Regions from separate parts of the Homo sapiens genome. Here regions 1 and 3 are each linked to region 2. A link is an interaction called in ENCODE POLR2A ChIA-PET data of the cell type or tissue named here. Cell type or tissue: OCI-LY7. All regions are shown on one strand.

Region 1 (2,500 bases), 51 kb before region 2:
AAAAAATAGCCACCCTTAGTTATCTTTACCATATGCAGGGCACTCTTCTAAGCACTTTTTATATTTACTCATCTAATCCTCCTGACAGTTCTGTGGAGTAGATACTACTAGGATCCTTATTGTACAGATAAGGGAGCTTGAGGCACAGAGAGATTAAGAAACTTGCCTTGATTCTCACAACTAGAAAGTGGCAGAGGCAAGTTCTGGACATAGGCAGAATGGTTTCAGAGTTCAGGGTCTTAACCAATGAAGAAAATTAAAAGAAGAAAAACAGCTTTGGAGAAAAGAAAACAACGTGATGAACAAGAGGTAATCCATGAATCTCTCTGCCGTGTCCATCTTGTTGCCTTCCATGAGGCCCAGCGTGAGCCTGGGGTTACCTTCCCAGCGAGATCAGACCCAGGTGCTGGCGGTTGTTCCACAAGGATCTGGTCCGAAATGGGGCTGATCATCAAAAACACTTGGAGAATTTCAAAAGGCAGCTATTCAGATCCTGCTCCTCAGCTACTAAACTGGTCTGGACCCCTGGAAATAATATTTTGCATTCAACTCCTTCAGGTGTTCCTAATGGCAAGGCAGGTTTTGGAGTCCTTGCCATAGCAAAATCAAACTGTTCCCAAACAAAAGGTTTGGCCAGAGCAGGCCTGGGGTGAAGGAGGCGGGCCCAAGGCAAATCACCCAGTAATGCTTTTGTGCATGGGAGGTGTCTTAAAAACAAGCATCAAGGCTAGATTTGAAGGGGTAAAAGTAGTCAGCGTTCCAAATGGGGAGTGTGCGGCTGCAAAGTCTGGTGATCTGTCTTCCCCCATCAAAAAGAAATGATTGAAGGTGTTTTTCAAAGGACCCCAGGCCCATTATTTGCCTTAGAAATGGGACTGGGGTCCTTTGAAAAACACCTTTTATCATTTCTGGGTTGTTTTTTTTTTATACAGTTAATACATAGCACTGCAGAAAATGTGCATCGATGAAAAAAAAATAAAACCACTGGCCTTCCTACCACCCAGAATTATACTGCTAATAACTTGAGTGTACAGAACCACTTCCTGCCAAGACAAACTTCCTGTCTGTTTTTAGGACAAGCTGGTGGCACACCATTTTGTCATCTTCCCATCTGTGGCCTCACTGAGTGAGGCACCAGCCAGGCACCTTGTTCCTTCAGTAGGGTGAGAGTTACCAGAGCTTGAGGCCTAGGGCCTCCCTCCAACGAGCTGAACTAGGGTCTGCAGGCCTGAGCAGTGGCTGCATTTGGTTTGTAGAAGCTGTGCCACTAGTTGCCACAACTACTGTCGCATAAGCAGCACCACAACCACCAACTCACAGTCACAGTGTCCAACTTGGGAGTGACTTCAGAGAGCACCTGGTGGTTTTTTTGTTTTTGTTTTTTGTTTTTCTTTTTGAGATGGAGTCTTGCTCTGTCGCCAGGCTGGAGTGCAATGGCATGATCTCGGCTCACTGCAACCTCCGCCTCCTGGGTTCAAGCGACTCTCCTGCCTCAGCCTCCCGAGTAGCTGGGACTACAGGCCTGCGCCACCAGGCCCAGCTAATTTTTGTCTTTTTAGTGGAGATGGGGTTTCACCATGTTGGCCAGGATGGTCTCAATCTCTTGACCTCGTGATCTACCCACCTCAGCCTCCCAAAGTGCTGGGATTACAGGCGTGAGCCACCACGCCCATCCCTGGTGGTCGCTTTATAAAGACACTGACACTTTGAAAGATGAATGTCAAGCCCAGAGCGTCTGTCTGCCTGGCTGTGAGTTCTAATATTCTTGAAACATAACTGTGGTTCTGGCAAAGGAATCGGGTGACTCATAAGGAATATGATTAATGAATGGGCTACAGAAAAACAGATGGGCAAAGCTCAGTAGAGCTTGACTTTGTTGTAAATGCTTTATGACTACTGGCTCACCTGTTTGTATAACCTAACTGTGGCTTGAGAGAAGTCCATCTAATAGGGCCAATAATGGTTGTATTCCTGCAATTTTTGTGACAACACCCCCCACATGCCCCTTCCTCCCTTTCTGTACTATCTCTCCTTGCAATGTGATTGGTTAGGTTTTGTCAAGCCTGAGACTGTAATTCGAAAGTATCTTAATAATAGCTATTTTAATGAATTTACTTTAGAAAGATATTTGTGGTATACTGCAGTGTTTAGGTTTTGTGAGATACAATGTCTCTGTTGCAATTTCTCAACTCTGCTGTCTTCACACAAAAGCAGCCATAGACAATATGTAAATGAACGAGCATGACTGTGTTCCAATAAAACTTTATTTACAAAAATAGGTGGCCGGGCTGCCAAACCCCTACTTTATTAGTAATCACAGCCTATCTGAAAAGTTTTGATTATTTGGTGAGATGCTGGAAGAGAAATCACTGAATCTTTAGAGTGAGTGTCTAGTCAAATCTGTTCATCAAAAAGCTCACTTTGTTCTGAAAACTTTATTTTTTCTGCATTTTAATGACTGCCAGAACAATGTTCTTGCCAAACATATGTCAGTGACTCC
Region 2 (2,500 bases):
TGAGACGCATAATGTCTGGATATCTCTCTTTTTGAGATGGAAAGATTGATTCGTGAGTTTAGGTAGTGTCACTTAGCTGTCTGTCTTCTACTTAATGATTTTAGTATCACAGATCGTTGTAGCCTAGATCCTTTTCATTAGGGGTTGCAAAATGGTGATGATCTAAATCCATCATTCTTCTTGCATTTATTAATTGGAATTCGGTCTGTAAAGAACTTTCCCTCATAAATTATTTAGGTCTCCTGAAATTCACAATGTGCAGGATAGACAGGGAAAAGTCTTAATTTTTTCCTTTTACCAACTATCAGAGTAATGATTTGGTGCTTTAACAATCTCCAGTGAGAACCAGTGAGTTTTTCTTTTTTAAGTGTCATTAAGAACTTATGAATCTTAATGTATTTGTTTCTGTCACTTCAGTCAATATCCTTTTTGGTGCTTGGTTTATCTTTGTCTCCTGTATACTTTTTAAATGGCCAGTAAACTCAAATACCTTTCTTACTTTTCTGACGCAAGATATTCTAAGTGCATCTTGTCCATAGTCTGCTGCTCCCGACCTGAAACCCTGAAATCAGCCATTTTCCCAAGGAGCATTGATGAATTTTTTTTTTTTAAACTGACAATCGTTCATTTCCCCATCTTTTACCTTTCTTAGTGGTTGCATTATTTTTCCCTTGGTCTTAAGCCTCCTACCTTACTTTTTTGTATCTTTTTAAGTCTTTCTCATCAGGTTGTTTCTAAGACTGATATTTTCCCCCTAATAAAAGAACTGATAACAGCTATTCCCTTTTTCTGTATATACTGTCAAAATGCTGGGACTGACTTATTTTGGGCTTTGGCTGCTGTGATGTTTTCTGCAGCCTCTGCCACTGTCTTCAACGTCTTGGTATCTGTTTCATTTACAGCAGCCAGAATGATTCACCAGTTGTGCCAAATTGCTCACCAAAGACCTTCAGTGATTCCCAGCTTTTGGATTGGTCATCAGAAGGGCCTAATTCTCTTTAACCACCCTTCACTAGCCAGGGTTCTTATGGCCTGTGCTCTTCAAAATTGAGAAACTGGGAAGAACAGCTGGTAGCCCTCTGAATGAAGTTCTCTCTTTTTCTTTGCCCAGATGATTCCGTCTCAAAAAGGAACAAAGTATCCCTTTCCCTTTGTACAAGCTGGAGTGCTTTAGCTCTGACTCAATACCCTCCTCTGCTAGAAACTTGACTTTATTGATTGAGAAATAGAAACCGATCCAAATTATATACCAGTATGCCCAATGTATCGCCGTTTTAGGCACCTATTTTACAGGCAAAGCATGTCATTTATTCTTTGTGTTTAAATTGAAATCAATGGCTAACATCATAGCACTTAATTATGTACCATGCATATTCTGATATAAACTTCAACTCTCACTACAAGCCTATGAGCCTATGAGTTAGATGCTGCTATTTGCATTCCACAGATGAAGAAACTGAAACACAGGTGTAATTTGCCCGAGGTTACAGAGTGTGTGCCAGAAGGGAGGTTTGCATCTATGTATCCTGTTTCCGTAGAGCCAAGTCCATGCTCTGAATTAACTTTAGTTTTCCTCAAATGCATTGAGAGGGCAAAGGGTCTATTTACTCTAAACTGTGATAGCCTTATAGTACCTGCTGATATTATCTTACCACTCTGAGAGAGGTAAATAAATGCCATTAATAATGTCAGACTTTTCACTTTTATTTGGGCACACAGAAGCTTATTATTGACATATTGGGTTTAGGGGAAGTGGGGAGAAGCATTGTGGTTATAGGCGAAAGGTAACTAATGTTTACTTAAATTAAAAATAGCTCAAGATCAGCCTGGGCAACAAAGCAAGACCATGTTGCTACAAAAAACAAACAAACAAACAAACAACTAAAATACAAAACAAAACAGCATCCATGTGTCATAAGCAAAATCAGCCATGCTCACTTGATCAAGGTCAATCCAAAAACCTTGTGAATTCACCCAGCTTACTTTGTTCTCATCTGCTTATGGCAGCCAGAAGATAAAGGCCATTAAGAGAGGCATGCATCTGCCAGGAAGGGTGAGTCAGATCAGATATGAGGGACACATAGTGAACTTATTTGAGAAATATTGACTTCACTGCCTCTGCTTGCTGACAAACTACTATCCTGATCCTTGGTGTAAAACTGTGTTAGCTATGGCTACAGATAAAATAAAGCTCTGTGGATGCCAACTTCAAAAATATTTATTTGGGAAGAAGGAAAAGAAACTGTAGATTCATTTAATTTCGTGTGAATTCTAGCAAAGGAACTCAATGGCAAGTTAATATTTTATTTACTTATTTCTTCCTTTCCCTCCCAACCCCCACACTTTGGTGACATAATTAGATCCCAGGAAAAGACACAGGCTGTGGCTTCAGAGTGGGTTTGAATCCCAGTGCTATCACTTATTATCTTTGCATTAGTTATTCTCTGAGCATTCTGAGCCTCAGTGTCTTCCTCTGTAATGACATACACAGTGGATCAGG
Region 3 (2,500 bases), 390 kb after region 2:
CTCCTCACAAGCTGCCTGGTGTGTTCACAAGGCGGCAGCCGGCTTCCCCCAAAGTGAGTGAGCCAAGAGAGGGAGAGAGACAGAGACAGAGATAGGAAAGGGAGAAGACACACAACTGACAGAAGCCAGTTTGTGCATTTGTTGCTGTTTTCGTTATTGCTTTTGCTTAACACAACAAAGCTTATTTCTCACGTCTGCCACATATATGTTGTGGGTGGCCAATGAGGTTCTGCTCATCACGGTTGCCCAGAGACCCAAGCTGATGTAAGTTCCATCTCGGCATAGGCATCCAGAACTGCAGAGCCCTGGAAAAGATGCTGAACCACATGCCGGTTTTTAAAACATTATTATTTTTTATGATTTGAAGCAATTATAGACTCACAGGAAGTTACAAAAATAGTACTGAATTTTTGATGTTCGACTTAGAAAGCAAGTTCTTCCAAATAGAAAAGTGCTTCCAAGACCCTGACCTCTGAACTCTGTTTTAAAATTCAGTTAGCTTCACCAAACCATATAGTTCCAAGGACTCCACTCTTTTTTTTTTTTTTTTTTGAGACGAAGTCTGGTTCTGTCACCCAGGCTGGACTGCAGTGGCCCTATTTTTGCTCACTGCAATCTCCACCTCCCGGGTTCAAGAAATTGTCCTTGGCTGGGCCCGGTGGCTTACGCCTGTAATCCTAGCACTTTGGGAGGCTGAGGCGGGTGGATCACGAGGTCAGGAGATCGAGACCATCCTGGCTAACACGGTGAAACCCTGTCTGTACGAAAAATACAAAAAAAAATTAGCTGGGCGTGGTGGCGGGTGCCTGTAGTCCCAGCTACTCGGGAGGCTGAGGCAGGAGAATGGCATGAACCCGGGAGGTGGAGCTTTCAGTGAGCCAACATCGCTCCACTGCACTCCAGCCTGCGCGATAGAGCGAGACTCCATCTCAAAACAAACAAACAAACAAACAAACAAACAACAAACGAACAAAGAAATTCTCCTGCCTCAGCCTCCGGAGTAGCTGGAATTACAGGAGCATACCACCACGCCCAGCTAATGTTTGTATTTTTAGCAGAGATGGGATTTCACCAAATTGGCCAAGCTGGTCTTGAACTCCTGACCTCAGGTGATCCGCCCACCTCGGCCTCCCAGAGTGCTGGGATTACAGGCATGAGCCACCGCGCCTGGTCTCTCTCTCTCTTTTTTTTTTTCTGAAGCTACAGGTTCAAATATGAAAAGAGGAAGATTGTTTCATAAACATTAAAACAGAAATCCTTCTTAAAAGTAATAGTGTGACATATTTGTAAATACACATGAAAAAGGCCTGGGCAGACACATACCTTTGATTCAAGATCCCCTCTGGGTGTTTGTGTGTGAGGGAGTGGGGGGTTGGGGAGGAGGTGACAGAGGTAAAGAGGAACTGTAACGTTGTCTTACACTTTGAGTAAGTTCATGCAAATGTCTTTGTGTGCTATATGTGTAACTAAATTTTTTAAGAAAATATAGAGAAGTCATTAAAACTTTCATTTTTTCATCCTAATCTAACTTCCTCTTTTTTTGATCAATCATGCAGGTAGAGTCACATCAATTAAAAAATTTTTAGGTCCATTCTCACTGTAACTACATCAAAAACATCAACAATTATCTAATTTCTGCCTGGAAGTCTCCATTCAGAAGTCTAATGGGGGCCTGAGGAGCCCTCAGCCCCTAGATCTTTCCTAATATCATGGCCCAGGTTTCAGATATTGGCGTTCACTCAAGGTACTTGGTCCAAACTTTAAGCTTCCCCCTCACTTCAAGGATCCTTGGCTACTTGGCTGTGTGCTTCTGGGAAACCAGGGAACTATATCTGGGGTAACTCTGCCCTCAGCTCAGATCTCTTTAACTACCGAGCAGGACCAGTTGGAGTTAGGAGAAAACTGGGTAAATTCCATTAACACAATTCCTTCAGTGGCACAAAGTCTAGCCTGTCTCTACACAGGGGTCCTCAGCATTTTTTTCTTCAGCTTCCAGATGTTCCTTCCAAATATAACTGAGGGGAGGTGGGGGCTGGGGGTGAGGCCAACCCCAGTGATGACACCAAATACAACATTTAGTGACTAAGGGGAGGGTGCACACACACACACACACACTCTTACCAATTTATGTTCCAAAGTCTTAACAGAAAGGAAGTGGCCATACGGGATAAGGGCAGATACAGATAAGATAATCTTATTTTAGGGCAGTTTCCCTTAATCCTTGAAATCCTCTAAGGGGAATGTGAAGTAACCAGAGACATTGACAATATCTGGTGAGAGGTCTGGGACAACTGGGAAGCCTCATTCTGTGCTTTACTGCTGACCTTGTTACATCACTCCTGAGGAAGAACTTGCCTAAATGCAGTGCTCAATGCTTCTATTTAAGGAAGTGTTTTAAGACCTTGGGCTTTCCTATGTCTTAAACCAAGCTGAGCATCTGGAAGGTCTCTCTGTCACTGGAGGGAAAAAGCAGTCAATGGTGGGGTGTTCTGAATCAGTA

Evidence for each region. ChIA-PET counts read pairs that join two places held together with the same protein. Peaks named below come from ENCODE experiments on the same cell type or tissue, not always from the same donor. Only the 100,000 strongest peaks of a DNase experiment are listed, where the experiment ranks them.
Region 1: POLR2A ChIA-PET joins it to region 2 with 7 read pairs; 3 of 35 experiments call an interaction of 5 or more read pairs at or near these places.
Region 3: POLR2A ChIA-PET joins it to region 2 with 5 read pairs; 1 of 35 experiments calls an interaction of 5 or more read pairs at or near these places.

Annotation. Positions count from the first base shown.
Region 1 is chr7:22,401,125-22,403,624 of GRCh38, reverse strand. No RefSeq gene overlaps it. Among named protein-coding and RNA genes, the nearest start is that of RAPGEF5, 45 kb to the right of the region's middle. In OCI-LY7, no CTCF peak of the experiment used is centred here; DNase peaks (open chromatin) are centred at 1,084 and 1,834; H3K4me3 peaks cover 1,138 bases; H3K27ac peaks cover 1,738 bases.
Region 2 is chr7:22,350,522-22,353,021 of GRCh38, reverse strand. All of the region lies in intron 1 of RAPGEF5 (Rap guanine nucleotide exchange factor 5), which reads left to right. Among named protein-coding and RNA genes, the nearest start is that of RAPGEF5, 5.4 kb to the left of the region's middle. RefSeq lists enhancers at 801-850, 1,141-1,250 and a silencer at 2,041-2,170. In OCI-LY7, no CTCF peak of the experiment used is centred here; DNase peaks (open chromatin) are centred at 1,471 and 2,021; H3K4me3 peaks cover 2,500 bases; H3K27ac peaks cover 2,500 bases.
Region 3 is chr7:21,965,368-21,967,867 of GRCh38, reverse strand. No RefSeq gene overlaps it. Among named protein-coding and RNA genes, the nearest start is that of CDCA7L, 21 kb to the right of the region's middle. In OCI-LY7, no CTCF peak of the experiment used is centred here; DNase peaks (open chromatin) are centred at 1,387 and 2,380; H3K4me3 peaks cover 2,455 bases; H3K27ac peaks cover 2,500 bases.